2 separate regions of the Homo sapiens genome follow, and region 1 is linked to region 2. Evidence: read pairs that join two places in POLR2A ChIA-PET (ENCODE). Cell type or tissue: OCI-LY7. All regions are shown on one strand. Links, peaks and the distances in the headings refer to the core of each region. The heading gives the core; the rest is flanking DNA.

The links. Peaks named below come from ENCODE experiments on the same cell type or tissue, not always from the same donor. Only the 100,000 strongest peaks of a DNase experiment are listed, where the experiment ranks them.
Region 1: POLR2A ChIA-PET joins it to region 2 with 10 read pairs; 4 of 35 experiments call an interaction of 5 or more read pairs at or near these places.

Annotation. Positions count from the first base shown.
Region 1 is chr3:183,108,931-183,125,941 of GRCh38, forward strand. LOC105374247 (a long non-coding RNA gene) reads left to right here. Exons shown (of 3, transcript XR_924772.3): 2 at 2,147-2,238; 3 at 5,067-5,323. LAMP3 (lysosomal associated membrane protein 3) reads right to left here. Exons shown (of 6, transcript NM_014398.4): 6 at 13,285-15,284. The coding sequence ends at 15,151. It also overlaps a transcript of MCCC1 not described here. Among named protein-coding and RNA genes, the nearest start is that of MCCC1, 18 kb to the left of the region's middle. In OCI-LY7, for the core only: no CTCF peak of the experiment used is centred there; DNase peaks (open chromatin) are centred at 5,691 and 7,291; H3K4me3 peaks cover 2,489 bases; H3K27ac peaks cover 1,861 bases.
Region 2 is chr3:183,038,051-183,053,231 of GRCh38, forward strand. MCCC1 (methylcrotonyl-CoA carboxylase subunit 1) reads right to left here. Exons shown (of 19, transcript NM_020166.5): 9 at 14,109-14,190; 10 at 7,363-7,490; 11 at 3,517-3,700; 12 at 976-1,085. Among named protein-coding and RNA genes, the nearest start is that of MCCC1, 54 kb to the right of the region's middle. In OCI-LY7, for the core only: no CTCF peak of the experiment used is centred there; DNase peaks (open chromatin) are centred at 6,691, 7,401 and 9,011; H3K4me3 peaks cover 3,155 bases; H3K27ac peaks cover 5,678 bases.

The DNA.
Region 1 (17,011 bases), core at 3,877-11,876, 72 kb after region 2:
AAAATTTTTCTTTTAGGTTCGGGGCTACACATGCAGGTTTGTGGGGTTTTTTGTTTGTTTGTTTTGTTTTTGTTTTTGAGATGGAGTTTTCCTCTTTGTTGCCCAAGCTGGAGTGCAGTGGCGCGATCTCGGCTCACTACAACCTCCGCCTCCTGGATTCAAGTGATTCTTCTGTCTCAGCCTCCCAGGTAGCTGGGATTACAGGCGCCGGCCACCATGCCCAGCTAATTTTTGTATTTTTAGTAGAGACGGGGTTTCACCATGTTGCCCAGGCTGGTCTTGAACTCTTGACATCTGGTGATCCGCCCACCTCGACCTCCGAAAGTGCTGGGATTACAGGCGTGAGCCACCGTGCCTGGCCATGTGTAGGTTATTTATATGGGTATATTGCATGCTGCTGAGGTTTAGCGTACAAATGATCCCGTCACCCTGGTGAGCATAGTACCTGATAGTTCTTCAACTATTGCCTCCCTCCCACCATCTCTCCTCTGGTGGTACCCAGTGCCTATTGTTCTAATGTTTGTATAGATGTGTATTGAACGTTTAGCTCCCACTTGTAAGTGAGAACATGTGGTATTTGGTTTTCTGTTCCCATGTTAATTCGCTTAGGATAGTGGCCTCCAGCTGCATCCATGTTGCTGCAAAGGACATGATTTCTTTCTTTTTTATGGTTGTGTAGTATTCCATAGTAAATATGTACCACATTTTCTTTTCCAGTCCACTGTTGATGGGCACCTAGGTTGACTGCATGTCTTTGCTATTGTGAATGGTGCTGTGATGAACATATGAGTGTGTGTGTCTCTTTGGTAGAATGATTTATATTCCTTTGGGTATATATCCGATAATGGGATTGCTGGGTCATATGGTAGTTCTGTTTTAAGTTCTTTGAGAAATCTCCAAACTGATTTCCACAGTGGCTGAACTAATTTACATTCCCACCAGCAGTGTATAAACGTTCCCTTTTCTCTACAGCCTCACTGTCTGTTATGTTTTTGACTTTTTAATAATGGCCATTCTGATTGGTACAAGATGGATCTCATTGTGATTTTGATTTGTATTTCTCTAATGATTAGTGATATTGAGAATTTTTTTCATATATTTGTTGGCTGCATGTATGTCCTCTTTTGAGAAGTGTCTGTTCATGTCCTTTGCCCATTTTTAATAGGATTGTCTTTTGCTAGTTTAATTAAGTTCCCTATAGATTCTGGGTATTAGACCTTTGTCAGATGCCTAATTTGCAAATATTTTCTCCCATTCTGTAGGTTATCTGTGCATTCTGTTGATGGTTCTTTTGCTGTGTAGAAGCTCTGTAGTTTAATTAGGTCCTACCTGTCGATGTTTGGTTTTGTTGCCATTGCTTTTGGAGACTTAGTCACAAATCTTTTGCCAAGGCTGATGTTCAGAATGGTATTTTCTAGGTATTCTTCCAGGACTTTTATAATTTTAGATCCCTTTAGTCACAATTTTTTTTTTTTTTTTTTGAGACAGAGTCTCACTCTGTCACCCAGGCTGGAGTGCAGTGCCGCGATCTCAGCTCACTGTGAGCTCCGCCTCCCAGGTTCACGCCATTCTCCTGCCTCAGCCTCCTGAGTAGCTGGGACTACAGGCGCCCGCCACTACGCCTGGCTAATTTTTTGTATTTTTTAGTGGAGACGGGGTTTCACTGTGTTAGTCAGAATGGTCTCGATCTCCTGACCCCATGATCCGCCCACCTCAGCCTCCCAGAGTGATGGGATTACAGGCGTAAGCCACCGCACCCGGCCTAGTCACAAATTTTTTGCCAAGGCTGATGTTCAGAATGGTATTTTCTAGGTATTCTTCTAGGACTTCTATAGTTTTAGATCTTATATTTAAGTCTTTAATCCATCTTGGGTTAATTTTTGTGTATGGAGAAAGGTAGGGATCTAGTTTCAATCTTCTGCATATGGCTAGCCGGTTATCACAGCACCATTTATTGAATAGGGAGTCCTTTCCCCATTGCTTATTATTATTAACTCTGTTGAAGATCAGATGATTGTAGGTATGCAGCTTTATTTCTGGATTCTCTATTCTGCTCCATTGGTCTATGCATCTGTTTTTGTACCAGTACAATTTGACATGCTTTTTAATGATGATAAAGATGTTTACATATGTATTATATCATCAGGACTGCTGTTTGCTTGTGTCTCTTTGGGAAAATTATATAAGAGTTCCTTATTCTCCTGGAACAGGCAAACTCAGGACAGGATACACAGCATGGTAAGTCGAGTACAAGTCTGGATTTCCGCTTCTGTCAACCCCTTTGGCTGGGAACCCCAATGCAATACGCAGCACCCTGTATTTGTTACCTTACAGGGTCATTGTGAAGATTAAATAAGTTATGTCAAATGACCTTTTTTTTTTGTTTTGAGATGGAGTCTCACTCTGTCGCTCAGGCTGGAATGCAGTGGCGCAATCTCAGTTCACTGCAACCTCTGCCTCCCAGGCTCAAGTGATTCTCCTGCCTCAGCCTCCCGAGTAGCTGGGATTATAGGCACCTACCACCACGCCTGGCTAATTTTTGCATTTTTAGTAGACATGGGGTTTTGCCATGTTGGCCAGGCTGGTTTCGAACTCCTGACCTCAGGTGATCTGCCCGCCTTGGCCTCCCAAAGTGCTGGGATTACAGGCGTGAGTCACCGCGTCCAGCCTTCAAATGACCTTTGAAGACTATAAAGTGATACATGCATGTGAGTTATTCTTAGGCCTATTGCAGGAAAGACCAGGAGGTCCAGAAGGGCTGTTAACCCAGACTTTGCATTCAAAAAGCGTTTTAAATTTAAACCTTCTCCAAATGAAGTCATTCATATAGTCCCAGCAACACAGTGATCAGACGGACAGAAATTTGAACCTGTGCCTCAGTGCGAGACCACACTCCCTACACTGTGCCATGAATGGATATTTTATTTTTATCTTATAATTATCCTATGAATAGCCACAACTTTGCATTGTAATTTTTGTGTTAAAATGTTATTTTGTTACATGTCAACATGTAAAATATATCGCCATTTTTGAAACATTGTTTTGGCTTTCCTAAATTTAAAAAAAAAAACATTCCTCAATAAATGGAAGTGCTCTGAGTCTCTCTGGTCTTCTGAAAATCCATTTTGTAAAATAGAGCAGGGTTCAGTGATTCTGAAAACAAATGTATGCCAGCTCAGCTTTCTAATACCTAAAAAGGGCCCAGGCATTTTCCTCATCATCAATCTCATCATTTTAAATTAAGCTCTATGACTCTGTTAATCCTACAAATTTCTTGTTGTTCCCCGTGTCAATTAAGATGTTTTTGCCTGTAAGCCACAGAACATCCAACTAAAAATGAGGGAAATTTATTTCACATAACAAGGACAGAAGGTAGGGTGTTTCCAGGACTGGTTAACTCAATAGCTCAATGTTATCACCAAGGATGTGGCCATGTGCTTTCTATCCTGCTCTACCATTTTCAGCAAGTGTCAAAAGAAGGCTGCAGTGGCTCCTACCATCACAGCAGACACAACATCAAGCAAAGACAAGACATTTTCTCTCATGCATATGAGTTTTTCTCCCCTGGTTTAAAAAACCTTTTATTATGGAAAAGCTTTACCATTACAAGAGTGGGTAGAATTATATAATAAATCCCTGTACACATTATACAATTTTAATAATTATCAACTCACGATTAACCTTTTTCATCTATATCCCACCTATCACCACTTCCTATCAGATTTTTCTGAGGCAAATTTCAACCATCATTTAATTTCATCCATAAATATTTCAGCATGTATACCAGCATGCAAACCGTTCCAGACTTTACCCTATGTATCTCTTCATCTGTCTATTTGTATACTTTAAAATATCCTTTGAAGGCTGGGCGCATTGGCTCACACCTGTAATCTCAGCCCTTTGGGAGCTTGGGCAGGAGGATTGCTTGAGACCAGAAGTTGGAGACCAGCCTGGCAATGTAGTGAGACCCCCATCTTAAAAAATAAAAAAAAATAAAAAATAAAAAAAAAATTGGCCGGGCACGGTGGCTCACGCCTGTAATCTCACCACTTTGGGAGGCCAAGGCCGGCGGATCACGAAGTCAAGAGATCGAGACCATCCTGACCAAGATGGTGAAACTCCGTCTCTACTAAAAATACAAAAATTAGCTGGGCGTGGTAGTGGGCGCCTGTAACCTCAGCTACTCGGGAGGCTGAGGCAGGAGAATCCCTTGAACCCGGGAGGCAGAGATTGCAGTGAGCCGAGATGGCTCCACTGCACTCCAGCCTGGTGACAGAGCGAGACTCCATCTCAAAAAAAAAAAAAAAAAATTAACTGGGCTTAGTGGTGGGAGCCTGTGGTTCCAGCTACTTAGAAAGCTGAAGTAGAACAGCAAACTATCGCAAGGACAGAAAACCAAACACCGCTGTTCTCACTGATAGGTGGGAATTGAACAATGAGAACACTTGGACAGGAAGGGGAACATCATACTCCGGGGACTGTTGTGGGGTGGGGGGAGGGGGGACGGATAGCATTAGGAGATATACCTAATGTAAATGACGAGTTAATGAGTGCAGCACACCAACATGGCACATGTATACATATGTAACAAACCTGCACATTGTGCACGTGTACCCTAGAACTTAAAGTATAATAATAAAAATAAATAAATAAAAAATAAAAAAAAGGAAGCTGAGGTGGGAGGTTCCCTTAAGTCCAGGAGGTCAAGGCTGCAATGAGCTGTGATCACACCGCTGTGGTCCAACCTGGGTGACAGAAGATGACTCTGTCTCAAAAAAAAATAAAAAAAAATTTAAAAAAAGGGTCCTTTATAATAAACTGGTAAAAGTGTTTCCCAGAGTTCTGGGAGCCACTCTAGCAAATTAATAGAACCTGAGGAGGGAGTTGTGGAAATCCTGATTTTTAGCTGGTGGGTCAAAAATACAGGCAAAATAACCCAGGGCTTGCAACTGGCATCAGAAGTGCAGAGCGGGTGGGGAGCTGTCTTGGGGGGTGAGCCCTCAACCCGTGGGTGTAATGCCCAACCTTGTTTTTTCCTTATTCACCAGGCCTTGTTTCTCCCTTAGCTAAGAGAACAAGACAAACTCCATCTTGGCTCTTTCACTGGCAGCCTCTTCCTCAAGGACTTAACTTGTGCAAGCTGACTCCCAGCACATCCAAGAATGCAATTAACGGATAAGATACTGTGGCGAGCTATATCCGCAGTGCCCAAGAATTCGTCTGATTGATAACGCCCAAAGCCCTGTGTCTATCACCTTGTAATAGTCTTAAAGCCCCTGCACCTGGAACTGTTTACTTTCCTGTAACCATTTATCCTTTTACCTTTTTGACTACTTAACTTCTGTAAAATTGTTTTAACTAGACCCCCCGCCCCCCTTCCTAAACCAAGATGTAAAAGTTAATCAAGCCCCTTTCTTGGGGCCAAATTTTGAGCGTTAGCCGTCTCTCGGTCGCTGGCTAATAAAGGACTTTTAATTCATCTCAAAGTGTGGCGTTTTTCTAACTCGCTCGGGTACAACATGGGATCTGATGCTGTCTCCAGGCAGTGTCAGAATTGAATTGAAGGAAGCCATCTGGTGTCCACTGCAGAACTGATGGCTTGCTCGGTATTTGAGGGTGGGGAGAAACATACACATTTGATCACAGCAGTTTTCTGTGTTGATTGTTATGGTGTGAAAGAAGAAGTAAGACAGTATTTTCCTCTCAAGTCCCTTTGGGGGAAGAAGGGGAAGAATCTTCACAGGCTCTTCCTCCTAGAGAGCAAGCCACTTATTCAGACAGTGACTCTAGATCTAAAAATTGCCTCGGTTCTGGAAACGGAGCAAGGAATCGTGGTGTTTTATTGGAGTGACCACCCTTAGCCTCCTGCCTCTCCACTGTCTGTTGTTGTTGCTGTTGCTTTAGATGTTAAGCAGGACCCATGCTGGCTGCCCCTGTATTTTGCTCCTAGGGATTCCCTGCTCCATTAACCACATCCACAGTCCTGCAAACCAAGCTCCTTTGGATGCCCCTCTACCTTGCCAGTTGTTATGGTAATGACAGTCTCCCGGCTCGTGGTGCTAAATGCTGCCGCCTGGCTTTGTTTCAGGGGACCCATCATTCCCACACTCCCAGTTCTGGGACCTCTCTCCTACCAACTGTGTTACAAAAAAGAGCCACACCAACGTGCCCAGGGATGCCGGCACCCCTCTGACGGCCTTGATAAAAGATGTATCCTAAGCCCTCTCATGGAAAACAATCCTCTAGCATGTCTTCTGACCTTACTAAAACACATCAATTCAACACTCTCCTCAACCTCCTTATTCCTTCCTCTGCCATCTGCCAGGGCCACCCAGGCATCTCCGCTTTGCTTAGAATTGGCTATCATTTCTTCCAGGCTTCTAAGAGCCATCTCAGCAAGTGTCCATTCCCTGGAGTTCTTGCTGGGTGTTAAATACCATGTTCAAGAATCTACCCTGAGGTCAGTGAATTCTTGCTCACCCAGATTTACCTTTTGGCTCTATTGACCAAGCACCTTCAAAATCCAACCCCAGGAGTACTCACCTGGGTCCAGCCTGTCCGTGCCAGCGGATTCTTGCCATTTTGGGTGTGTGTTGTCTCTTCCCCTACTTATGTTACCAGAGAGAAGGTCCTAAATGCTGCCAGGTGCGGTGGCCCACGCCCGTAATCCCAGCACTTTGGGAGGCTGAGGTGGGTGGATCATCTGAGGTCAGGAGTTGGAGACCAGCCTGGCCAACATGGTGAAACTCCATCTCTACTAAAAATACAAAAATTAGCTGGGCATGGTGTTGGGCGCCTGTAATCCCAGCTACTCGGGAGGCTGAGGTGGAAGAATCGCTTGAACCCGGGAGGCGGAAGTTGCAGTGAGCCGAGATCACGCCACTGCACTCCAGCCTGAGTGACAAGAGCAAAACTCCATCTCAAATTAAAAAAAAAAAGTCCTAAATGTGATGTCCAGGTTCTTGGCGTATTGGACAAATAGTTGAACACAACACCACGGAGTGGGCACAGATTTATTGAAGACGGTCACAGAGTGGGAGTGGGCTCGAGCAAGCAGTTGCTGAAGAGCCCCCTCAAGTAGGGTTTTTTTTAAATTAAGCTAGAAAGAACCCAGCAAAACCCCTAGGAAACCCTCAGAAGCCTCCAATTGGCCACACCCCATGAAGGACTGGCCGGCGGCCAATGGGGGGCTAAAGGGGCTTGTTGTCATGGGAGCGAGGATGTGATCTATATGCTGCACCTGCGGCTCTCCTGCTCATGCGCACTGACTGCACCCGCTGTTCCCCTGCCCATGCGCACTGACTGCACCCGCTGTTCCCCTGCCGGTGCAGACTGGCTGCACCTGCTGTTCCCCTACCCGTGCGCACTGGCTGCACCTGCTGTTCCCCTGCCCGTGAGGACTGGCTGCACCTGCTTTTCCCCTGCCCGTGCGGACTGGCTGCGCCTGCTATTCCCCTGCCCTTGCGGACTGGCTGCGCCTGCTGTTTCCCTGCCCGTGCGCACTGACTGCGCCTGCTGTTCCCCTGCCCGTGCGGACTGGCTGCACCTACTGTTCCCCTGCCCGTGCGCACTGGCTGCACTTGCTGAAACCCTGCTAACCCCAATTTCCCGATTCTCCTGCCTCAATCAGGCCCAGCATGTGTTCAGCTGCATTTTCATACTAGTTCTCAGCCTGGCAAGGAGGAGAAGAGGTGAGGCAACTCCTGAGGGGTCACCTCTTGCCTTGTGAGAGAGGCTTCAGTAGCATCTTCCAGAAAACTGATGTGCTAGCACGAAGTAGGGAAGGCTGGGCTACATCTGAAATCCCAGAGGCTCTGGGCTTTTGCAGAGTCAAATATCACTGGCGGAATCCATCTCAGTGCCCCTGAGCTATGGTTCAGGATCCCGGATTTCCCCACCAGGGCCCTGCACTTTGTATACCAGACCTGCCTGCACCAGACACTCAAATCTCTTTGAGGCTCTGTAGACTTGCAATTTTTTTTTTTTTTTTTGAAACAGGGTCTTGCCCTGTCACCCAGGCTGGAGTGCAGTGGTGAGATTACTGCTCACTGCAGCCTTGATCTCCTGGGCTCAAGCTATCCTCCCACCGCAGCCTCCCGAATATCTGGGACCACAGGTGAGCACCACCATGCCCAGCTAATTTTTTAACTTTTTGTAGAGACAGGAGTCTCTCTATGTTGCTCACGCTGGTCTCAATCTCCTGGGCTCAAGCAATCCTCCCACCTGAGCCACTCAAGGTGCTGGTATTACAGGCATGCGCCATCAAGCCCAGCTTGCAATTAGATTTTTGACCAGCTGTTCAAAACCGAGTCTGTCTTGCCACTGCGGAAGATAATGCCTGTTTTGTAAGCTGCTCCCAAGGCTCTCCTACTCTCATATTTGGTGATTCACTGCTTGTTAACAGCCCTCAGTCTGTTATTCCCCTGCAGGGCCATCAACACAATTTAGTAGGACAGCCCATTCTGCTGTCTTGGTAGGCATTGTTCTCCCATATTGTTAAATGCTTGTGAAATCACACCTGCTACAGCATTCCCCTCCAAAAGCATCTTTTCTCAGGTCACCACCAATGAAATCGTTAGCAACTGAGCTGCCACCCAGGTCCAGGAACTATCTGCGTCCACCTATCAACCAGGACAGTATCCCCTCATCTGCTGGGTGATGGGTGAGCCAGTTCCAAATCCCCTTCCTACTGCCTCTTTTCTTGGGGCACTTTCAGCACCACTTACGTTAGTCTGGGACTTTAAAGAAAAAGATGCCAAGATGGGATTAACCATGCCAGACTTTATCAGGTGAAAAGTCTGTGGGAGAAAATGGTGAGGGAGCCAAGGTGCTGGAGAGTTTTCAGACCATGATGCCAGCTTGAACTTGCATGAAGGAGAAAGGGAAAGAGCACTGGGCAGAAGCATTTCTGCCGTGCAGTCTGGGGAAGTTCTGGCAGTTGAGAAGTTCTCAAGCCAAAGTCAGCTGTCAGATGAGGACAATGTGTCCCGGGAATGGTTTCACCTTAGTATCCCTGCATGCTCAGTCATTGTCTGGGAGCTGCCTGTGGAAGATGCTTGTGGCTTTGGGGCAAACGTGGCAATAGCTCTCTCTCTTTTTTTTTGAGATGGAGTCTCGCTCTGTCACCCAGGCTGGAGTGCAGTGGCACTATCTTGCCTCACTGCAACCTCCGCCTGCCAGGTTCAAGCAATTCTCCTGCCTCAGCCTACTGAGTAGCTGGGATTACAGGTGTGCACCACCATGCCTGGCTGACTTTTTTTTTTTGAGACAGTCTCACTCTGTTGTCAGGCTGGAGTGCAGTGGCACTATCTTGGCTCACTGCAACCTCCGCCTCCTGGTTTCAAGAGATTTTCCTGCCCCAGCCTCCCGAGTAGCTGGGACTACAGGTGTGCACCACCACACCCAGCTAATTTTTTTATTTTTAGTAGAGACGGGGTTTCCCCATGTTGGCCAGGATAGTCTCGATCTCTTGACCTTGCGATCCACCCGCCTCCGCCTCCAAAAGTGCTGGGATTACAGGTGTGAGCCACCGCGCCCAGCCGGTAATGTCTTTTAAAACTGTCCAATTAAAAGTGTCCATCCAATAGCTAGTGAAGCTACAGAGGCAGGTGAGTATAGAACAAGCTTATAATCAGAGCTATCTTAACAGGAAGTGTGGGTAGGGACTCCTGGCAGGTGGTGAGAATAGATGGAGGCCAGGAGATCCTGCTGCCTTGAAAGATTCCTCTTGCTAATCTTGTGCTCAGGCCTAAAACCTCACACATAAAACTTTATGCCTTTGTTTTGTTGTCGATGTTGAGACAGAGTCTCACTCTGTCACCCAGGCTGGAGTGCAGTGGCGCTATCTCAACTCACTGTAACCTCCGCTCCCTGGGTTCAAGCAATTCTCATGCCCCAGACTCCCGAATAGATGGGACTACAGGTGCGTGTCACCATGCCCAGCCAATTTTTGTATTTTTAGTGGAGATGGGGTTTTGCCATATTGGCCAGGCTGATCTCGAACTCCTGGCCTCAAATGATCTGCTTCCCTTGGCCTCCCAAAGTGCTGGGATTACAGGTGTGAGCCATTGCACTTAGTCGAAGCTTTATGCCTTTGGATTAAGGTAATGTCTTTTGACAAAATGCACGTGGCCTTGGGAGGGATAAAAGACGACTCCACAATGGGTTACTAACACATGATAATGAGCCAGGATTGGTGCTTCATGCCTGTAATCCCAGCATTTTGGGAGGCAGAGGTGAGTGGATCATTTGAGCCCAGAAATTTAGACCAGCTGGCGCAACATAGCAAGACCACGTATCTACAAAAAAAAAAATTAAAAATTAGCTGGGTGTGATAGCACGCACCTGTAGTCCCAGCTACCTTCGAGGCTGAGGTGGGAGGATCGCTGGAGCCTGGGAAGTTGAAGCTACTGTAAGCCGTGATCACACCACTGCATTCCAGCCTGGGTGACAGAGCGAGACCCTGTCTCAAAATAAAATAAAATAAAATAAAAAATTTAAAAAATGGCTGTGCACGGTGGCTCGACCCTGTAATCCCAGCACTTTGGGAGGCTGAGGAGGGTGGATCACCTGAGGTCAGGAGTTTGAGACTACCCTGGCCAACATGGTGAAACCCCGTCTCTACTAAAAATACAAAAATTAGCTGGCCATGGTGGTGCACACCTGTAATCCCAGCTACTCAGGAGGCTGAGGCAGGAGAATTGCTTGAACCCAGGAGACAGAGGTTGCAGTGAGCCGAGATTGTGCCGTTGTACTCCAGCCTGGGTGACAGAGTGAGACTCCGTTTAAAAAAAAAATGGAATTGAGTGAGTGAATAACATTGTTGGGGTCAGCCAAAGCATGTTGGGGTGGGGTGGTGGGGCTGGTGGAGGTATGAGGAAGTTAGAAGAATACATGAGCACTTAAGAAGAAAGTTTGCCAGGACAGCATGAGGGAATATCTGGAAAGCAAAAGAGATTTTATAATTTTGATAACAGAATTTATTTCACAATTTTATCTTTAGTCAATCTTGGTCTTAATATAAAACTAGTTAAGTTAAAAACAAAATAAAACATCTCTTTTTTTTTTTTTTTTTTTTTTTTTTTTTGAGACAGAGTCTCACTCTGTTGCCCAGGCTGGAGGGCAGTCCTACGATCTTGGCTCACTGCAACCTCACCTCCCAGGTTCAAATGATTCTCCTGCCTCAGCCTCCCAGACAGCTGGGATTACAGGTGCCCACCACCATGCCTGGCTAATTTTTATATTTTTAGCAGAGATGGGGTTTCACAACATTGGCCAGGCTGGTCTCAAACTCCTGACCTCAGGTGATCCAACTGCCTCAGCCTCCCAAAGTGCTAGGGTTACAGGTGTGAGCCATGGCACCTGGCCTAAACATCTCTTATTTATGCCTGCCAACACTTGACCAAAATTGGCATCTCTTGGAGGCACTAAGGTGGGGTGAAGGGACTTGTTGATGAGCGAGGGGCTGGAGTATTATAAAATGAAACTCTTTTTTCATTGGCAGAGATTCTTCTTCCATTCTTTTTATAGTTTATATTCCTTTTACTTAGTGGGCAGAGGGAAACCTCACAGCAAATCATCCTAGAGAACCAAGACCCGGGTCAGGAAGGAGTGGCTCATGTATTTGTGTCCTCAGACCTTCTTGGCCTTCAAGCTTAGAGCCCCAAACAGGAGTCCAGAGGGGGGATCTAGGACCTTACAAAGCAAGAAAAGTGTGAGAAGAACAAAGGTGGGGCAGATTGGGTAGGGGCTGGAGCCATCCTGGCTACTTTCTTTTAGGAAGGTGAAGCCGTGACGTCAGTGCTGTAGACCAATGGGTCAACACCAGACCCTGTGGTCAATGGACCTTCATCACCAGGGATTGGGAGGCTGTGCTCCTGAGGAGGTGCTACACCTGGGGCAGGGTTGGAAGCAGGCTGGAAAGGGCCTTGCTCTCATCATCCCTTGTATATGTTCCTATTAATCCACTTATCTTAGTATATATACTGGAATTTATTTACTGAAGTTCCCTCCAAAAAGTAAACCACGAATTCCACAATGTTCACCTTGACAGTAGGCACCTGAGGTAGGCAGCATCCACGCTGCCTCCAGGGGTTCCTCCCTCTCCCGGCGCTGTGGTTGGAAGGTGTCCCCCAAACCATATGTTGGAAACTTAATCTACAATGCAACAGTGTTGAGAAGCGGGACCTTTAAGAGGCAGTGGGGTCATGATGGCTCTGCCCTCGTGGATGGATTAATGCTATTATTACAAGTGTGGGGCCCCCTCTTGCTCTCTCTTCTGTGTCCTCGCACCATGTGATGCCTTTTACCATGTTACAAGGCAGCAAGAAGATGCACATCAGATTTGGCCCTTCCATCTTGGACTTCCCAGGCTCCAGAACCATGACCAAATCAACTTCTATTGCTTGTAAGTTATCAAAAAATCTGTGGTATTCTGTGATAATGGCACAGAATGGACTAAAATCTGATATTCGAGCCCTTGTGTAGTCCCCTTCCACAGTGTACCAGAGATGGTTTGTGTGAACCATAAACAGACATGCGATAGTATGTTTCTTCTGTGATTAGGTTATAAAAATATGACGGCTTTCATCTTGGTCAGTCTCTCTCTCTCTCTTTTTTTTTGAGATGGAGTCTCGCTCTGTCGCCCAGGCTGGAGTGCAGTGGCATGATCTCGGCTCACTGCAACCTCTGTCTCCCGGGATCAAGCGATTCTTCTGCCTCAGCCTCCCGAGTAGCTGGGACTACAGGTGCACACCACCATGCCCAGCTAATTTGTTTGTACTTTTAGTAGAGACGGAGTTTCACCATATTGGCCAGGTTGGTCTCAAACTCCTGACCTCGTGACCTGACTGCCTCGGCCTCCCAAAGTGCTGGGATTACAGGTGTCAGCCACCGCTCCCAGCCCTCTCTCTCTTTCTCTCAGATCACTATGGGTAACTAATATAGGACCTCTTATTTATCTCAGCTCCTACAAGAGTATCTGGCATTTAGCAAATCCTTATCAATGCTGATCAAATGAATGAATGAACAAACGTGGCGACATTTAAGCAAACTAGTAATGCAGTCAGTCTAAGCTAAGAGTTGAGACATTTCATATGTAACTTTAATGTGGTTTATCTTCTCAGGAATTCCTACCAAGTGATAATGTGGCAATGGAGAATAGAATGAAACAAATTATAGAAAGATGATTTAACTTATTGATCGGAGCAAAAACCTAAGATGATTGTAAACAAAATTTATACAGCACAAAAATGAATCATAAAAAATAAATGACATGCACAAATCTCCAAAGTAAGTTTTTATTACAAAAACCTTTACTACAATTCAATGTTTTATTAAGACTAAAGTCAGGACCTTGCCAACTTACTGAGTCATAAGGAAACACATGAGGAAAGTCAACATGGTCTCTAGGCTGACTTGAATTATTCCTTGACTAAGAATTCTAGGGTTATGTGGACTTTTCTGTTAACATCCTGACTTAGTTCCTTTCTTTAGCAGCAAAAAAAACAGCAGAAATAAAATTCTTGGCAGGCTGCTCTACAGAATAAAGTGAACAATAGGAAATATGGATATGAAGTGCAGAAGCAGCAAGTTACCACAAGATGGGGCTATACACTCAAGAAAGAACAGTTGGTTAGCGAAGTTTCTCTATTATCAAAAAAATTTAAAAATACTTTGAGTTTATTTGATGCCTTCATCTTTACAGCCCAGCTAAGCAATCCCATAAAAATGAGCAACTGACTAATGTTTTACAAAGCCCCTCAGTCTCCTTCCAGAGAGTGGAGGATTTATTAAGGATAGGCTATTTTGTTATCTGCAAAGCTCTCCTTTCATCTACCCTAATGTCTCATGATCCTGGATAAACCCATTTCCCTGTAAGGTGAGCGTATGCTGGTATGAGGTGTGAGCCTTCAGGCAGAGTGTGGTGTCATTGTTCTTGTAGGTAACTTGGTGTAGGGAGAAGACCAAAGACCTTGATGTCAGACCAACATGAATTCAAGCTCTGGCTCTGCCATCAGTTAGCCAGGTGACATTTAAGTGATTCAGTTCCCTTAAGTCTCAGTTTACTCATTCACCTATAAGTTGTGAGAATGAAATGAGATATAGATAAAGTGCTTAGCCTAGACTCTGGCACTTTGTTAATAATTAAGGGCCATTATTATTGTCTCTTGCTTATTGTTTAGTTCTACCATCTGTAGCCACCTAATTCTTAGTCTAGCGATTCTGGAGCAGGAGTCATCAAGATAAAAAATATAAGCTGATTTGTTCTTTTTGTTGGTTTTACATAAAAACACTTAGACAACCTGAGATATGTTGTTCTTTTTGATGATTAAAAAAAACATTTAAGGCCGGGCGCAATGGCTCATGCCTGTAATCCCAGCACTTTGGGAGGCTGAGGTGGGTGGATCACCTGAGGTCAAGAGTTCAAGACCAGTCTGGCCAACATGGTGAAACCCCGTCTATAATAAAAATACAAAAATTAGCCAGGCGTGGTAGTGTGTGCCTGTAATCCCAGCTACTCGGGAAGCTGAAGCAGGAGAATCACTTGAACCCGGGAGGCGGAGGTTGCCATAAGCCGAGATCGTGCCACTGTACTCCAGCCTGGGTGACAAGAGTGAAACTCCGTCTCAAAAAACAAAAACAAATTTAAAGTGGAAAAGGAGTTAAGTGCTACACCAGGAATATGTATGTTACATGAAACCATAAAACACAGATAGTAAAAGCACTGAAAGTCCATTTGATAACAAAGCAAAGGCTTTGTTAAGATCAAGGGTAAAATAAAATCTTCAATGCACACACAGTAGTATTAGTTACAATTGACCCTTGGTTTATAATTTGAAGGCTTATTCTACTTTACATATATTATGTTAATTCAACATATCTCAAATGTTGACTTTGAGTGGCTAAAATATTCTAAAGGAAACTAGAAAATAAACAGCTCACTATATCTTTCATAAAATAAACAAAAAGTATTTAGAAATTGATGTGCTGCCTGAACTTAAATCACACATGACTCACTTCATTTGAATAGAAGATGGTGGTTTACATTGTTTGAAGGACCCACACTCTGAGGGAATTTCCCAACATCCATCCTGGAAGGGATGAAAGAGTTCTCTAAATTCCATTATTTTCATTCCCCCCGGGCAACAATTAGATTCTCTGGTATCCAGATGATTGACACCTTAGGCGGATTTTATAGACACCCATACCCATAAGGCAGAGACCAACCACGATGGCCCCAATCACAGGAAGCACAATTGTGTAGTCAGACGAGCACTCATCCACTAAGAGAGAAAACAAATACAATACAGTGGGTAAGGTTTGGTGATGCAGTCCAGAAAGCAGGCTAGAGGGGAAAGAAGATGAGCTTTGGCATCAAACAAAGCTTGACTTTTAACTCCACCATTAACTAGCTTTGTGACCTTGGGCAGGTAATTTACCCTTGCAATTTCCTAATTTATAAAGTAAGCAAATAATATGTAAGACTGTCAGAAGATTAAATAACCATATTTTCTTAGTAATTAACATTCAATAATCATAATCCTTATTTCCTGAACTGAGTAAGAAGTCACTCCAGGCATACTCCCTGCTAAGTGGGATATGCTTACATAAAAGAGACCAGCCGGGCACAGTGGCTCACGCCTGTAATCCCAGCACTTTGGGAGGCCGAGGCGGGCGGATCATCTGATGTCGTGAGTTTGAGACCAGCCTGACCAACATGGAGAAACCCCATCTCTACTAAGAATACAAAATTAGCCGGGCGTGGTGGCACATGCCTGTAATCCCAGCTACTCGGGAGGCTGAGGCAGGAGAATTGCTTGAACCCGGGAGGCAGAGGTTGCGGTGAGCCGAGATCACACCATTGCACTCCAGCCTGGGCAACAAGAGCGAAACTCCATCTCAAAAACAAACAAACAAACAAACAAAAAACATTTGTGTGACCAGTGACCAGATTACAGATGATCTCTTGAGAAACATGATTTTTATCCACTTTATAAAACATTTTTGTCACTCCTAAGGTTCTATTGTATTACTTTTAGCTAATATTAGAAAACAGACCAAATTATTTATGAGAGCTTAAAAGTGAGAGTTTACAAACTTATCAAGACTGTTTTTTCTTTATACCATTAGAAAACGCTTACTCAATTCATTTAATGTAATTGATTGGGTCAGAGACTAATAAATCTCAACCGAGGAAAGACGGAGGGGTCTGGGGTAAAAGGGGAAGTTGATAGAATACTCTAATGAAGAGACTGGGAGAAAAGAGCAAATAAATGAAGAACCATGTCTTAGTCATTATAGCTAAAAAGATACATGTGTGAGGTCATTGTACGAACTAACACTGAAATTATGTCCTGAACCAAGGATCACCATCAACCCAATTCAGTGTACCTGAGATCTGAGAAAAAAAGTATCAGAAGAGGTCAGAGAAGACAGAGTGGCAATTAATTAAAGATTCCAGGAAAAAGAAAATTTGGACAAGAAAGAAACTGTGATTGTAGTACACGATTTGGCTTGACAGCAGACAATATTTATAAAACTATAATAATGTGTGCCTTAATACCTTACTGATTTACCCAAAAATAGTTGTGTAACCACAAATCTTTATGTGCTATAGCAGGAAGTCTAAAATGGATCAATTAGGAACTATCATGATAAGCTTTTATTTTTTAGAGTTATGGAGATAGCAATCAGAAGAAATTGTTAAAATTAGTTAAAAGTATCTTGTATCTTGGGGCAGGGAGGCAGAGGGACAGAGAAATGTTGCTTTCCATGATAAGACCTTTTGGAGTACATGAAACTTTGTTACTTATATATGTTTCTCTTTTTTTGCAGCCTGGAACTCCTGACTTCAAGCCATCCTCCCACCTCATCCTCTTGGGACTAGGGGTGTGTGCTACCATGCTGGGCCAATTTTTTATTTTTTACAGATGGGGTCTTGCTATGTGGCCCAGGCTGGTTTCAAACTCCTGGGCTGAAGCAATCCTTGACTTCCCAAAGTGCTGGGATT
Region 2 (15,181 bases), core at 2,928-10,927:
GCCATTTCCTGAGCATCTCTTAAGTGCCAGGCTCTGATCCAGGCACTGGGGACATAGTGAGGAACAAAACATATGATGTCCCTGCCTTCACAGTCTCTGCTTACATTCTAGGGCAACAAGTAACAATATCTGTAAACAGGTATTGAATATAATGTTACATGCTATGAAGAAAATGAAGGCTGGCTAAGAGGATAAAGAATAACAAAAGGTCATACTTTAAATGGGGCAGCCTGGGAAAGGGCTCAGAGCAGGAGAGCAGGGTAGTCAGGAGGGAGCCCTGCAATCATGTGGGGGAAGAACATTCTGGAAGATTGGACAGGAATGCATGGCTCCATGCTGAGTGAGTCTCAGAAGCGGTGAGGCGGCCAGTGTGGTTGGAGCCACAGAGACCAGAGCTTTGATCAATTATTAACAATAACAAGTTGAATAACTGGGTTAATAAATCCTTCTATGAGCCAAATCAATGTGGTATGGGACTTTCTGCACCAAGGAAATTAATGTTCTACAGAAAAATAACAAACTCTATTAAAGGGATGAAACTGAACATAATTATTTTACTTTAGAGAAAAACTACTGGACTGCAGGCATACTGGGTAGCGAAAACAACATTCAGGAAAACATCTGCTTTTATTTCCTAAGTATTTTCTACTGTGGACAGCTCTTAGGAAAAATAAAAAACCTACGAAGGTACCATGTATAGCTGGCCTTATCTACAGAGTGAATAGGATTTCACCGAAGCATAGCACTGACACTAACAATTTTACTTCTGCAATCTTTCTTTTGTAACTGAAATGAAGAAGTCCTCAAACCCTGTTCTGGCCCACGCAAAATTCTCCCATGTGAAACTATTTTGTTTGGGCAATTGATGGAAATAGAAAATATGCTGACGAGACCAAGGCCCTGCCAAAGACAAAGGCTGACCTCTGGTGCTGACCAAACACATCAAGGTCACTGGCACGGTCTCAGATCACTCACATTGTACTGACGAAGGCTGTACCTCAGTTTTGTCAATGCCGCCTGGCGATCTGCTGCCCACACGACCAGCTTCGCAATCATGGGGTCATAATGCACGGAAACTTCGTCTCCTGAAATTGAAAACCACGGTAACCTCTTCAAGTCAAAACACGAAGGAATAAAATACAACGAGCAAGACATTTTGTTATGTACATTTCACGCTTAATCCTCATAAACCCCTGCATGATAAATAACAACACAAATTTATTCATGAGGACCCTGAGGTTCAGAGGGCTTTGAAAACTCACCAGGTGTAACGAGGTGGGCCACCCAACAGCACCAGGCCCTAACGTGGTGATTCAATGGCACACAAGCTGGCTTTCCCTGTCCTATCTTCTTCTGAATCTTCTTTTCCCTTCTCATTTTCAAAGTCAACACAATCTCCCTCCACCCTCTCACATTCCCCTCATTTCTGCCCTTAGCATTCCCCTCCCCTCCACTCTTTCAGTTTCCGTACTAGTCAAGCAAGTTTAATAATTCCTCTGTCCTGCAGGGTTGCTGGGAGGAGTGACAATAAAGTGACAAGTGCCATACCTGGCAAAACTGATAAACCAATGGCAGCTATCATCACTGGGATGGTTACAGTCCTAGAGAACAAGAATCTGAACCAGGGCACATTCCACTGGTTAGAAATGGTTCAAGTAGAAAGGATGTGGTGTGTTGAAAAGAACGTTGTTGCAGGGTCTTTCCAGGATTTTGGCAGGTCACTTGACCTCTTTGAACCCCAGAGTCCTCGTTGATAAGATTAGAGGTGCCTACAGGTGGCTCACGCCTGTACTCCCAAGACTTTGGGAGGCCGAGGTGGGCAGATCACAAAGTCAGGAGTTCAAGACCAGCCTGGCCAACATAGTGAAACCCTGTCTCTACTAAAAATACAAAAAATTAGCCGGGCGTGGTGGCGGGTGCCTGTAATTCCAGCTACTCAGGAGGCTGAGGAAGGAGAATCATTTGAACCTGGGAAGTGGAGGTTGCAGTGAGCCAAAATCGTGCCATTGCACTCCAGCCTGGGCAACAAGAGTGAAACTCCATCTCAGAAAAAAAAAAAAAAAAAAAAAAAAAAAAAGGAAGGAACCGGTGGGGCAAGCAGAGTTAAGATGCTTTGCTAAGTTAAAAAGTCTACTAACTACCAAATCTTGCTGTGGCTTATCCAGAGCTCTCAAAATGCTGCCAATTTATTTTTAAGAAGATCTAAATCCTCATTTTGGCTTTTAGGACACTAGGATTTGCCTTCAACCCATGTCTCCAGTCATATATTTTCTTACTATTCTTCAAACATACCTTTTTCTCTTTTCTTCACTCTTCATTATGCTGTTTAAATCTACCTATCTAAATCCATTCCAGACATCCTCTTAAAAACTTGTCCTGGCCAGGCACGGTGGCTCACCCCTGTAATCCCAGCACCTTGAAAGGCCAAGGTGGGCAGATCACTTGAGGCCAGGAGTTTGAGACCAGCCTAGCCAACATGGTGAAAACCTGTCTCTACTAAAAATACAAAAAAAAAAAAAAAAATTAGCTAGGCATGGTGGTATACACCTGTAATCCCAGCTACTCGGGAGGCTGAGGCCTGAGAACTGCTTAAGTCAGGGAGATAAAGGTTGTAGTGAGCTGAGATCACACCACTGTACTCCAGCCTGGGCACAGAGTGAGACCTTGTCTCAAAAACAAAAACAAACAAAAAAACAAACAAACAAAAAACTTGTCCTAATTATATCAGTCTAGTGTGACCTCTTACCCCTGAGAATTGCTATATCCCATCACTGTATAACTTATTCCAGCAATTGAAATTAAGATGACAGGAGACCGTGGAGGCTCAGAGCACTGACTCTGGAGCAAGACTGCCTGGGTCTGAATCTTGGCTCCAAGGATGACCTTGGACAAGTCACTTAACTCTTCTGTGCTCCAGTTTCCTCATCTAGAAAACAGGGATGATAATAATGCCTACTTACAGGGTACTTCTCATGGTGAAAGGAACACAAGTAGAAAAATCACCTAGAGCAGTGCCTGTAAGTAGGAAGTCCTAAATAATCACTAGTTATGACCACTGTTATTAATCATATGCTGAACTGTGATAGCTCTTCCACTGTTTCTTTACTTTAATTTTTTTATTGTTTAGCTTATACTAAGTTTATGTGTTAATTCTCCAACTTGACTTTATGTCCTTTGAAGGCAGTCTGCCTTGTGCATAGCAGATATCAGTCATCTTAAATCATTTTTGGAATGAGGCAAGGTCAAGAACAGTACACACAAAATATTTCCTGGTTAGGTTTGACCAAGTACTGCTGAATTTCAAAAAAAAGGAGTCCGTTGTTGAAAAATACTTGTTATTCTTTAAAAATAACAATTCCAGAGGCAAAAAGTAATGGTTACTGAGAAATCACTTAAATTCTTTATTTTAAAATATGCTAGACAGTTCTGTAAGACTCAGGGATAAGAATGTGTCCAAAAACAATAATGTACTAAAAACTTAAAAAGAGTGAGACTTTTCATTTTCTTTCACTTTACCTTGCCGTACTCCAGTTTCAATCCTGGTGGAAGGGTCTGCTCGAGGAGTAGAGAGGTGCACTAATGGGCCTGCCACAGGCATGAAGTTATTGCTAGGATCTTCTGCATATATTCTAGCTTCGAAGGCATGGCCCTGCAGAGTTATTTCTTCCTGGCTCAAAGGAATCTTCTCTCCTGCTGCAATCTGGCAATAGAATAGTGTTTCTTATGAAATCTACCGTATAGCGGCTACCAGACTTAGTAAATCAATGGTCTTGCTTTTTTTCTAGGTAAAATGTACATTTAGGTTTTGCAATGCAGCCAAATAAAAACTATTATTTTGTCTACTCATTTGAGTATTGGGCAAAACAAAAAATTAAAAAACAGATGCAGCTTGGCAACAGTCTATCATTTGGGGTATCGGAGTTTTTAAATGGCAAAAGCAGGCAAAGTGATGGCTAACTTACAAATATAAAAATCAGTGTTTGTTCAATATAATCAAAACCAAAACTTCTTACTAGCAACACACTCTCAGTTTTCATTTAAAACATTAGCACTTAATTCCCAAATCAATTTTTTTTAAAAAATAGTATATTATTAGTGTTTAGGACTAGATTCACAGCCAAGCAAAAAGTGTAGCTGACATTGTCATCCTACGCTGTAATCTTCACCAGTAAGTGGGTGATAAAGCAAAACAGAAAGGGGAAAATGATGGTTTTTCAATTTTGTTATGTTGATATGTACTGCATGATACCAGATTACAAACAGGGTGATCACTATTGTTTGTTGTTACTATAATTATTACTATTTTAGTTATTATGTACCAATACAACAAATCACTCTCTTCAATTAACTAGTATAAATTGGAAATGGCTATTGGAGGACACATTGCACTTTCTCTCTTTACTCTTAAGTTTTTTTCCAAGATGAGAAAATGACAACCTGAGAAAGCAATATAGATACAGGAAAATCTAGACTCTAAGTAACTTAGCATGACATTGAACTAAACCGGTAAGTATAAAACAGAAGCAAAAGTTTCATTTTTCTGAATCTGTAAATATGAAAGATCAGGATGCACAGCAGTTAAGAATGAAAGGAAACGGAACTAAGTTAAATACCTTTATGGCAGTATATTTTGAAAACACCTCAGGCTCTGCAGACAGATTGCCTAGGTTCAAATTTTGTCTCTATACTTACTTTGTCATCTAGACAAGTTTCTTAAGCTTTCCATGCTTCAGAGAAAAGTGTCTGGCATACAGTCAGCACTATGTTACCTATTATCATTCCATCCTTAGGATCTAGAACCAGAAATACCATTTGACCCAGCAATCCCATTACTGGGTATATACCCAAAGGATTACAAATCACTCTACTATAAAGACGCATGCATGTGTATGTTTATTGCAGCACTGTTCACAATAGACTTGGAACCAGTTTTTTAACGTTTTAATAAATAATTCTGGGTCAGGTGTGGTGGCTCATGCCTGTAATCCCAGCAATTTGGGAGGCCGAGGCAGGCGGATCACCTGAGGTCAGGAATTCAAGACCAGCCTGGCCAACATGGTGAAACCCTGTCTCTACTAAAAACACAAAAATTAGCCGGGCATGGTGGCACACGCCTGTAATCCCAGCTACACGGGAGGCTGAGGCAGGAGAATTGCTTGAAGCCGGGAGGTAGAGGTTGCAGTGAGCTATCACGCCATTGCACTCCAGCCTGGGCAAAAAGAGCAAAACTCTGTCTCTTGTGTTCACCTTGACTTGTCTTTGCCTGTCCATTTTCCTCCAAGCTTGGCTTCCACTTGAGCCCAGAAAAGACAGGCCCCAATCATGCCTCTGGGTCTTTGGAGATATGTGCCATTTGAGTTCTCTCAGGCTGACACTGGCTCTCCGGAACCCCTAACCTTGACATTTTCACCAGCTTTCCCTGAACACTGTTAACTATCTGTATCTGCAGCCTGAACCCAGGACACTTACATCAGTCATCATTCAACCCTTGTTCTAGGAAGGCTTGACTGCACAGGCAGGTCCTCGAGCTTAGACTCTTGACTCACCAAATGGTGAGCCCCTTTGTTTTACCTCTGTTTGAAGGCCAGATGCCAAATGCCTTGAACTCTATAAACCAGGTCCAGCAGCTTCCCTAAGTTCTAGTGTCCCTCCCCAGATGATAAAAGCTGGCTTCTCTTTCTGAAGAGCCTTGACAAGCTCTTACAAGAAATAGATGTCTGCTGGTTTCCTTAATACCCAAAAGCTTTCTCCTTCCTTAATCCTTAGAAACCTTTTTTTCTCTTATGATTTCCAAGGTCGAAACTCTCTTGATTTACTGCTTCAGAAAAATTATCCTCCTTTTCCTTGAATTCTGGAAATATAAACACTCCTTCCAGAAGTTTCCAAAGCCACTACAGTTTTTCTTGACACTCACTAAAACTTACCAGCTTGCTGTGCCTGGTTTTCGTTAACACCCTAGGATATAGAGCCCTAGAAGAACCTTTTGGCTCAATTAGAACCACCAATCACCCCCAAGGAACCAACAAAAGGAGTATCATATTATTATCTACAGAAGTTCTGAAAAGATAAAATTACCAAAATAATCAAGATTTTGGCGTCACACCAGGAAAAAACAATTTAGATGCAGGATATACAAGGAACCACGAATCCTACATATATCAGGACCGTCTATATTACTTAACAGATTTTTTTCATGTTAGGAAAAAGAAGGCTAAAGTAAAATCTATTGTTCTTATGAGAACAAAAACAGACTAAGCTATTATTAATATTTGAGAAGTATGTTTTGTGGAATTCTGGTTTACACCAGTGCTTCTCAAACTATCCATAGTAAAAGAACAGTTATAAACTTACATGTTTGAAAAATACAGTAGGCATGTCATAGCAATGCCAAAATGCTTTAAAAGTTTCCAAACATTTACTCTGAATGAACATTTACTCATGGGCCCGCAACAGCCATAAATCCGCACTTTACTTGGATCATTCTAGACCATCTCCTTGGCTCTTCATTCCCAACTCTGCCTTAGCTCATTTCATCTTGCCTAGTATCTGCCCTGATCTGAAACCGAATGATGGCCTGGCCCAGAATGCTGTGGCCTTAGGTAGACCATGAGGCTTTGACCTTGAGGTGATGTGGTTGTGAGCAAGCCCCTGTGACACAATCTCACCTGCTGGCTGCCCGGGCCTAGGGGGAAGTGAATCTGAGTCCCTAAAGTGCCAAAAAAAGCTACAGCATCAAATGTGGCTTCACTTTTAACCTCCCATCTTCCTGTCCTCATAACCACCAAGAACTGAACCCCGTCCAAAATGACACCTGTTTTAGGAGGCCAGAAGGTAGTAACCTATTCTCAAGACTGTTTTGTTGTTGTTGTTGTTGTCGTTGTTGTTGAATTATAGATTCAGGTGGTACACGTGAATGTTTGCTACATGGGTATTTTGCATAATGCTGGGATTTGGGCTTCTGATGAACCCATCACTCAAACAGTGAACACGGTACCATTTAGGTAGTTTTTCAGCCCTCACATCCCTCCCATCAAGACTGATCTTTTTTTTTTTTTTTTTAAGATGGAGTACCCAGGCTGGAATGCAGTGGCGCGATCTCGGCTTACTGCAACCTCTGCCTCCCAGGCTCAGTGATTCTCCTGCCTCAGCCTCCTGAGTACCGGGGACTACAGGCACCCGGCACCACGCCCGGCTAATTTTTGTATTTTTGGTAGAGACAGGGTTTCACCACATTGGCCAGGCTGGTCTCGAACTCCTGACCTCAGGTGATCCACCTGCCTTGGCCTGCCAAAGTGCTGGGACTACAGGCTTGAGCCACCGCACCCAGCCAAGGCTGATTTTTAATAGAAAAAATATTCTCACTCTAAGCTGCCACTCCACCAAGTCAGTTCCTGTGATCATCTCAGTAACAGGATGTTCCACTTGCAGCCTTGTATTCATCTCCATGAAACAGAAATTATGTTTTGAGTCCATAATAAACTCCACAGTCCCTAAAAGGTAAAAAACAATGGTCATATTCAATAGTGTATAATCAGTAGCAAACCAAAATCTTCCATGATGCATCACATCAAGTTTTACCGCTGTCTTCATTCAATGGTAACACTTTGCATTTCATGAAGAAAACATCTCGCATTTGCAGCAGCATATGAATCTTAGTCAAAAATAGAGAGCTGCATGAAATTTGGCAACGGAAAAGTATATTTGGGGTTGTGAGCAAATGGTAAGCCCAAATTATGAATCCGTTTCAGCTTGTAACAGTGAGAACAAGGGTGGACCACATGTTACTGCCTCAGAGCACCAAGATCCTGGGAGCCTCATACCATGACATCCCATCTCACCCTAACCCCATGGAGAAAAAGAAAACTTTTTTTTCCCTGATTGTGGGCTCCTAGGAATTTCTTTTTAAAGCCCTTTTGCTGGTAACCCATTGAAAGATTGTTTGGCAACTAAACCTTATGTTAATATCTATTGGCATTCTATTAAGCTCTAAAAAATTTCCCCTAACTTTATTAAGGTTTAATTTTAGACAACAAACTGTAACTATTTGAAGTGTAGGCATGTGATTTAGCAATTGAATACAATCACAGAACCACAATGAAACTACAGAACATTTCCATCATCCAAAAAGTTCCCTTGTTCCCATTTGGAATCAGTCCCTTCACTAAACCCTGGGATCCAGGAAACCACCAATCTGCTTTCTGTCACTATAGTTTTTCTAGAATTTTATATAAATGAAATCATATAGTTTGTAGTCTTCTGTGTTTCTGTGTTTTTCTCTTAGCTTAAAGTGAATACAATGTAAAGTTGTTTTTAAAAGTGTGGTCACAACCCATTAGTGGATTTTAAAATCAATTTTTTTTTTTTTAAGATGGAATCTCACTCTGTCATCCAGGCTGGGGTGCAATGGCGTGATCTTGGCTCACTGCAACCTCTGCCTCCCGGGTTCAAGCAATTCCTCCACCTCAGCCTCCTGAGTAGATGGGACCACAGGCGCACACCACTATGTCCAGCTAATTTTTTTGTATTTTTAGTAGAGATGGGGTTTCACCATGTTGGCCAGGCTGGTCTTGAACTCCTGACCTCAAGTGATCCACCTGCCTCAGCCTCCCAGAGTGCTGGGATTACAGGTGTGAGCCACTGTGCCCAGCTTAAAATCAATTTGAAAATCAATCTGATCCGGCATCTAAGGAGCTTAGAAGCTGCCACTCTGTCCTATCAAGTAAAAAGCTGAACAAGCTGAAAATCAACAATTTTTAAATTTGTCAGAGAAATCAGGTCACAGGGCAAGCTGCTTGTCCTCAGAACCAGAGAGACAGACAACTGACAGGCAGATACAGAGATGCCATGAGGAGAAGCCTGAGCTGTAATTGACAAATTCCTGGTAGCTCAGTGTGGACAACTCTGAGAGTTAAAAACTCCAAGGCGACCCAGTTACAGGAGGACCTCACACTTTTGTGAGTTTTACCTCCAGGAGCTCTACCAGGTCTTCACAGTGAATATCAGAGAAAAATCCTCCCATGCTTCCAGCTCAGAAGGGAAATGAAACCACTTTGAAATACACCAAAACATTCAAGGTTTACCCTTGAGAAAAACTATTTTATCAGAGCCTAAACGATTGGGATTTTATCAGAGCCTAACCTCACTGGGGGAGGAGAAATACCCAACTCCAGCCTTTGCCAGACATACTGTCCACCCTAAGGGGTGGGGGAAAACAAAACAAAAACATACCAGGAAGCACTGGTGAAGTTCACACACCAGGGGCACAGGCTCAGCAAGACTGAGATCTGATCATGGGACAAGAGAACATGCCCCCTCCAGCCTTATCACATTACCAAAGGCCTGTTTAGCAAAATTCTCTTTACCCAGTACACCATGTCCATCTTTCAACAAAAAATTACAAGGCATACTAAAAGGCAAAAAACACAGTTTGAAGAGACTGAAGAAGCATCAGGTATGGCAGGAATGTTAGAATTATCAGACACAGAAATTCTAAACTGTGATTAACAGGCTAAGGGCTTTAATGAAAAAAGTAGACAACATGCAAGAACAGATAGATAATGTAAGCAGAGAGGTGAAAATTCTAAGAAAGAATAAAAAGGAAATGCTAGAATTGAAAAAAAAAAAACCATAACCCTAATAGAAATGAAGCATGCTTTGATGGGCTCATTAGTACGTTGGGTATGGCAGGGAAAGAACCTCTGAACTTGAGGATATGACAACAGAAACTTCCAATTCTGAAAAACAGTGAGAAAAAAAACCTTAAACAGAACAATACCTAGCACTGCAAGACAACTACAAAAGGTATTAACTACGCAGAACGAGAATACCAGAAGGAGAAGAAAGGAAGGAACAGAAGTAATATTTGAAACAATAATAACATGTTACTGCATACTGTAGGCAACTGTAACACAGTGGTAAGTATTTGTGTATCTACATATATCTAAACCTAAAGAAAGTAATGCATTGTACTATGATGTTACAGTTGCCACAATGTCACTGGATAGGAATTTTTCAGCTGCATTTTAATCTTATGGAACCATTGTTATATTGAATAAAATGGTGTTATGCAGCATATGACTGTACTTGATATGCTAAAAAAGGAGAGGAAATTGGATCATAGAAGATGCTCAATTAAAACCATGAAAGGCAGAAAAAGTCTGAAAGATAAAAATAGGAACAAACAAGGGGAATAAATAGAAAACAATAATAAATATGGTAAATATTAATCAAAGTACATTAATAATCACTTTAAATGTTGATGTCTAAATATACCAATTAAAAGACAGAGATTGTTGGAGTAGATTAAAAAACAAAAGACAAATATATGTTACCTACAAGAAATCCACTTTAAAGACTTATAGACTTAAAGTAAAAACAGACAAAGAATATGCTAACACCAAAGAAAGTGCGAGTAGCCATCTTAATTTTAGAGCAAACTTCAGAGCAGGGAAAGTTATCAGGGATAAGGAGGGGCATTAAACAATGATAAAAGGGTAGACATAACAATTTTTAACATGCATGTACCTAACAACAGAGCATAAAATATATGTAGCAAAAAAGAATTGTAAGGAGAAATAGATTAATTCACTATTACAGTTGGAGACTTTAACACCCATCTGTTATTAAATAGATATGGATGATCCAGCAGGCAGAAAATCACTAAGGACATAGTTGAATTCAACAACACCATCAATCAACTGGATACAACTGTCATCTATAGACTATTTCATCCAACAACAGCAGAACACATTCTCAAGCTAGAAAGGAATATTCACCAGGATAGACCACATTCTGGACCATAAACCACATCTTAACAAATTTAAAAGAATATAAATCATAACAGTGTCTGCTCTCAGAACATAACAGAATTAAACTAGAAATCACTAACAGAAGGATATCTGGAAAATCCTAAGATATTTGGATGTTAAACAACACACTTCTAAATGACACCTGAATCAATAAAGAAATCTCAAGAAAAAATTTAAAATATTCTCAACTAAATAAAAATACAACTTTCAAAATTTGTAGAATGCATCAAAAGCAGTGCTTAGTGGGAAATTTATAGCATTGAATGTATATATTAGAAAAGAAAATACCAAAATCAAGAATCTAAGCTTATATTTTAATTAATGAGAAGAGAACAGCAAATTAAATCCAAAGTAAGCAGAAGAAATAATAAAAATTAAAGCAAAAATTAATGAAATTGAAAATGGAAAATCAATAGAAAAAAATCACCAAAACCCAAACCAGTTCCTTGAAAAGATCAATAAAATCAGTAACCTTGGCCACAGCGGGCAGCTCAAAAGGTCAAGAGATCAAGACCATCCTGGCCAAGATGGTGAAACCCATCTCTACTAAAAAAATATAAAAATTAGCTGGGTGTAGTGGCGTGCACCTGTAGTTCCCAGCTACTCGGGAGGCTGAGGCAGGAGAATTGCTTGAACCCAGGAGGCGGAGGTTGCAGTGAGCCAAGATCTCACCATTGCACTCCAGCCTGGCGACAGAATGAGACTTTGTTTCAAAAAAAAAAAAAAGAAAAAAGAAAAGAAACAAAAGCACAATAACCTTTAGCCAGGTTAACTAAGAAAAAAAGAAGAGAGAAAATACAAATTGCTAGTAACGGAACAAAAAGAGGTCTATTACTACAGGTCCCATGGACATTAAAATGATAATAAAGAAATATTATGAATAATTCTATGCCCACAAATTTGATAACCTAGATGAAATGAACCAATTCCTTCAAAGACACAATCTGTCAAAACTCCTACAAGAAAGAGAGAACCTAGGGCCAGGTGCAGTGGCTCATGTGTGTAATCCCAACACTTTGGGAGGCCAAGGTGGGAAGACTGCTTGAGCTCAGGGGTTTGAGACCAGCCTTGGCAATACAGGGGGACCCTGTCTCTACTAAAAAATTTAAAAATTAGCTGAGTGTTGTGGCACATGCCTGTAGTTCCAGCTACTTGGGAGGCTGAGGTGGGAAGATCACTTGAGTCCAGGAAGTGGAGGTTGCAGTGAGCATAGGCCAGGTATGGTGGCTCACGCCTGTAATCCCAGCACTTTGGGAGGCCATGGCAGGAGGATCCCTTGGGGCCAAGAGTCTAAGACCAGCCTGGGCAATATGAGACCCTGTCTCTATAAAATTAAATTAAAAAAAGAGAATCTGAATAGCTATATTTATTAAAGAGATTAAGTCAATAATTAATAACCTTCCAAAACAGAAAGCACAAGGCCAGCTGAGTATAATATAACCTAGACAAGCTTGAGTATGGTGATGACTTTTTATATACAACACCAAAGGCATGATCTACAAATAATTTATATACTGGACTTCATTAAAACTTAAAACTTCTGCTCTGTGAAAAGGAAAGTCGGCCGGGCGCGGTGGCTCAAGCCTGTAATTCCAGCACTTTGGGAGGCTGAGGTGGGCGGATCACCTGAGGTCAAGAGTTTGAGATCAGCCTGGCTAAAGTGGTGAAACCCCGCCTCTACTAAAAATGCAAAAAAGTAGCTGGGTGTGTGATGGCACGTGCCTGTAATCCCAGCTACTCAGGGGGCTGGGACAGGAGAATCATTTGAACCTGGGAGGCGGAGGTTGCAGTGAGCCGAGATCACACCATTGCATTCCAGCCTGGGAGACAGAGTGAGACTCTGTCTCAAAAAAAAAAAAAAAAAAAAAGAAAGGGAAAGTTGAGAAGTGAAGACAAGCCTCAGACTGACAGTGTTTGCAAAGGCACATCTGATAAAGAACTGTCATTCAAAATATACAAAGGACTCTTAAAACTCAACAATAGGAAAACAAACAACCTGATTAAAAAATGGGTGAAAGACCTGAACAGACACTTCATCAAAGAAGATATAAAGATGGCAAGTATGCATATGAAAAGATGTTCAACACTGTATGTCATTAGGGAAGTGCAAATTAAAACAATGAGATACCAAATGGCCTGAATCCAAAACACTGACATCACCAAAAGCTGGAGAGGATTTGGAGCAACAGGAAACCTCTTTTGTTGCTGACAGGAATGCAAAATAGTACTGTCACTTTAGAATAGAGTTTGTCAGTTTCTTCCAAAACTAAATATTCTTTTACCATGTGACCCAGTAGCACGCTCCTTAGTATTCACCCAAATAAACTAAAAAATTATGTCCATACAAAAGCCTGTTTGTTTTCAGGGTGTTTATAGCAGCTTTATTCATAATTGCCAAAACTTGGAAGCAACCAAGATGTCCTTCAGTAGCTAAATAGATAATAAACTCTGAGACATCGAGACAACGAAATATTATTCAGCATAAAAAAGAAATGAGCTATCAAGCCATGAAAAGACATGGAGGAAACTTAAATGCATATTATAAAGAAGCCAATCGGAAAAGGCTACATACTGTATGATTCCAGCTATCTGAAATTCTTGAAAAGGCAAAACTATGGGGGCAGTAAAAACATGAGTGGCTGCCGGGGTTTAGGGGGGATGAAAGGATGAATAGACAGAGCACAGAGGATATTTAGGGCACTGAAACTATTCTATACCATAGTACAATGGTGGATACATATCATTATACATTTGTCAAAACTCACAGAATGTACAACACCAAGAGTGAGCCCTAATGTAAACTATGGACTTGGGTGATAATGATGTGTCAATGTAGGGTCGCTGACTGTAACAAACGTACCTCTCTGGTGCAGGAATATTGATACTGTGGGAGCTTGTGTGTTGGGGGGTATCCGAGTGGGGGACAGGGGGTATATGGGAATTCTCTGTACCTTTTGCTCAATTTTGCTGTAAGCTTAAAACTGCTCTAAAAGAGAAAGTTTATTAACCATAAAGAAGTAAAAAAATCAATCTAGTGATTTTAAAATAGAATACAAAATATCAAAACTCATATAATTAAGACAAGTACTGTTTAATGAAACATTTGTTTCAAATATATATGTATGTAAAAATAAACATTTATGTGTACATACTAAGTCTCAATATAAAATGTATTTCTTACTGTGAATATGGTCAAAACAGCTTGAAAGCAACTGATTTAAAAGTTGTGTTTCTCTTGCCTTCTAAAACATAAATTAAACACTGTTACGTCTCTTCCATTAGAAGCAAATCTTAACCTACCTGCTCCAACATAATTTACAGCTTTAGCAGCTCTGACTGCAGCTTCTCCCAGCTTTTTTCTTACTTCAGATTTAATACCAGGCTATGAAAAAAATATGTAAATAAATCTCCATTAGTAGCTTGCCTTACTAGAAATTCCATTAAAATTCAATTCAGTCAGGTGCCACATAATGACGTTTCTTAGTCAACAACAGACCACATATACAACAGTTGTCCCATAAGATTATAATGGAGCTGAAAAATCCCTATCACCTAGTGACACTGTAGCTGTCATAACATCACAGCACAGTCATTACTCATGTGTTTTGTGGTGAGGCTGGTGTCAACAAAACGACTTCACTGCCATTATACAAAAGTATAGCACAATCAGCCAGGTGCGGTGGCTCACGCCTGTAATCCCAGCACTTTGGGAGGCTGAGGCGGGCGGATCACAAGGTCAGGAGATTGAGACCATCCTGGCTAACACGGTGAAACCCTGTCTCTACTAAAAATACAAAGAAAATTAGCCAGGCATGGTGGCGGGCGCCTGTAGTCCCAGCTACTCAGGAGGCTGAGGCAGAAGAATGGCGTGACCCTGGGAGGCGGAGCTTGCAGTGAGCCGAGATCACGCCACTGTACTCCAGCCTGGGTGACAGAGTGAGACTTTGTCTCAAAAAAAAAAAAAAAAAAAAAAAAATACAGCCCAATCATGTGCCGTATATAATACTTGATAATACAACTACGCTATTGTTTTTTTAATTTACTATACTATACAATTTTTATAGTTATTTTAAAGTGTATCCCTTTTACTTAAAAAAAAAAGTTAACTGTAAAACAGCCTCAGACAGTTCCTTCAGGAGATATTTCAGAAGAAAGCATTGTTATCATAGAAGATGACAGCTCCATAGATGTTATTGACCCTGAAAACTTTTATTGGGACAAGATGTGGAGAAAAGACAGTGACACTGATGATCCTGATTCTGTTTAGGTCTAGTCTAATGGGTGTGTTTGTGTCTTCATTTTTAACAGAAAAGGTTAAAAAGTTAAAACAGGCCGGGTGTGGTGGCTCACCCCTGTAATCCCAACACTTTGGG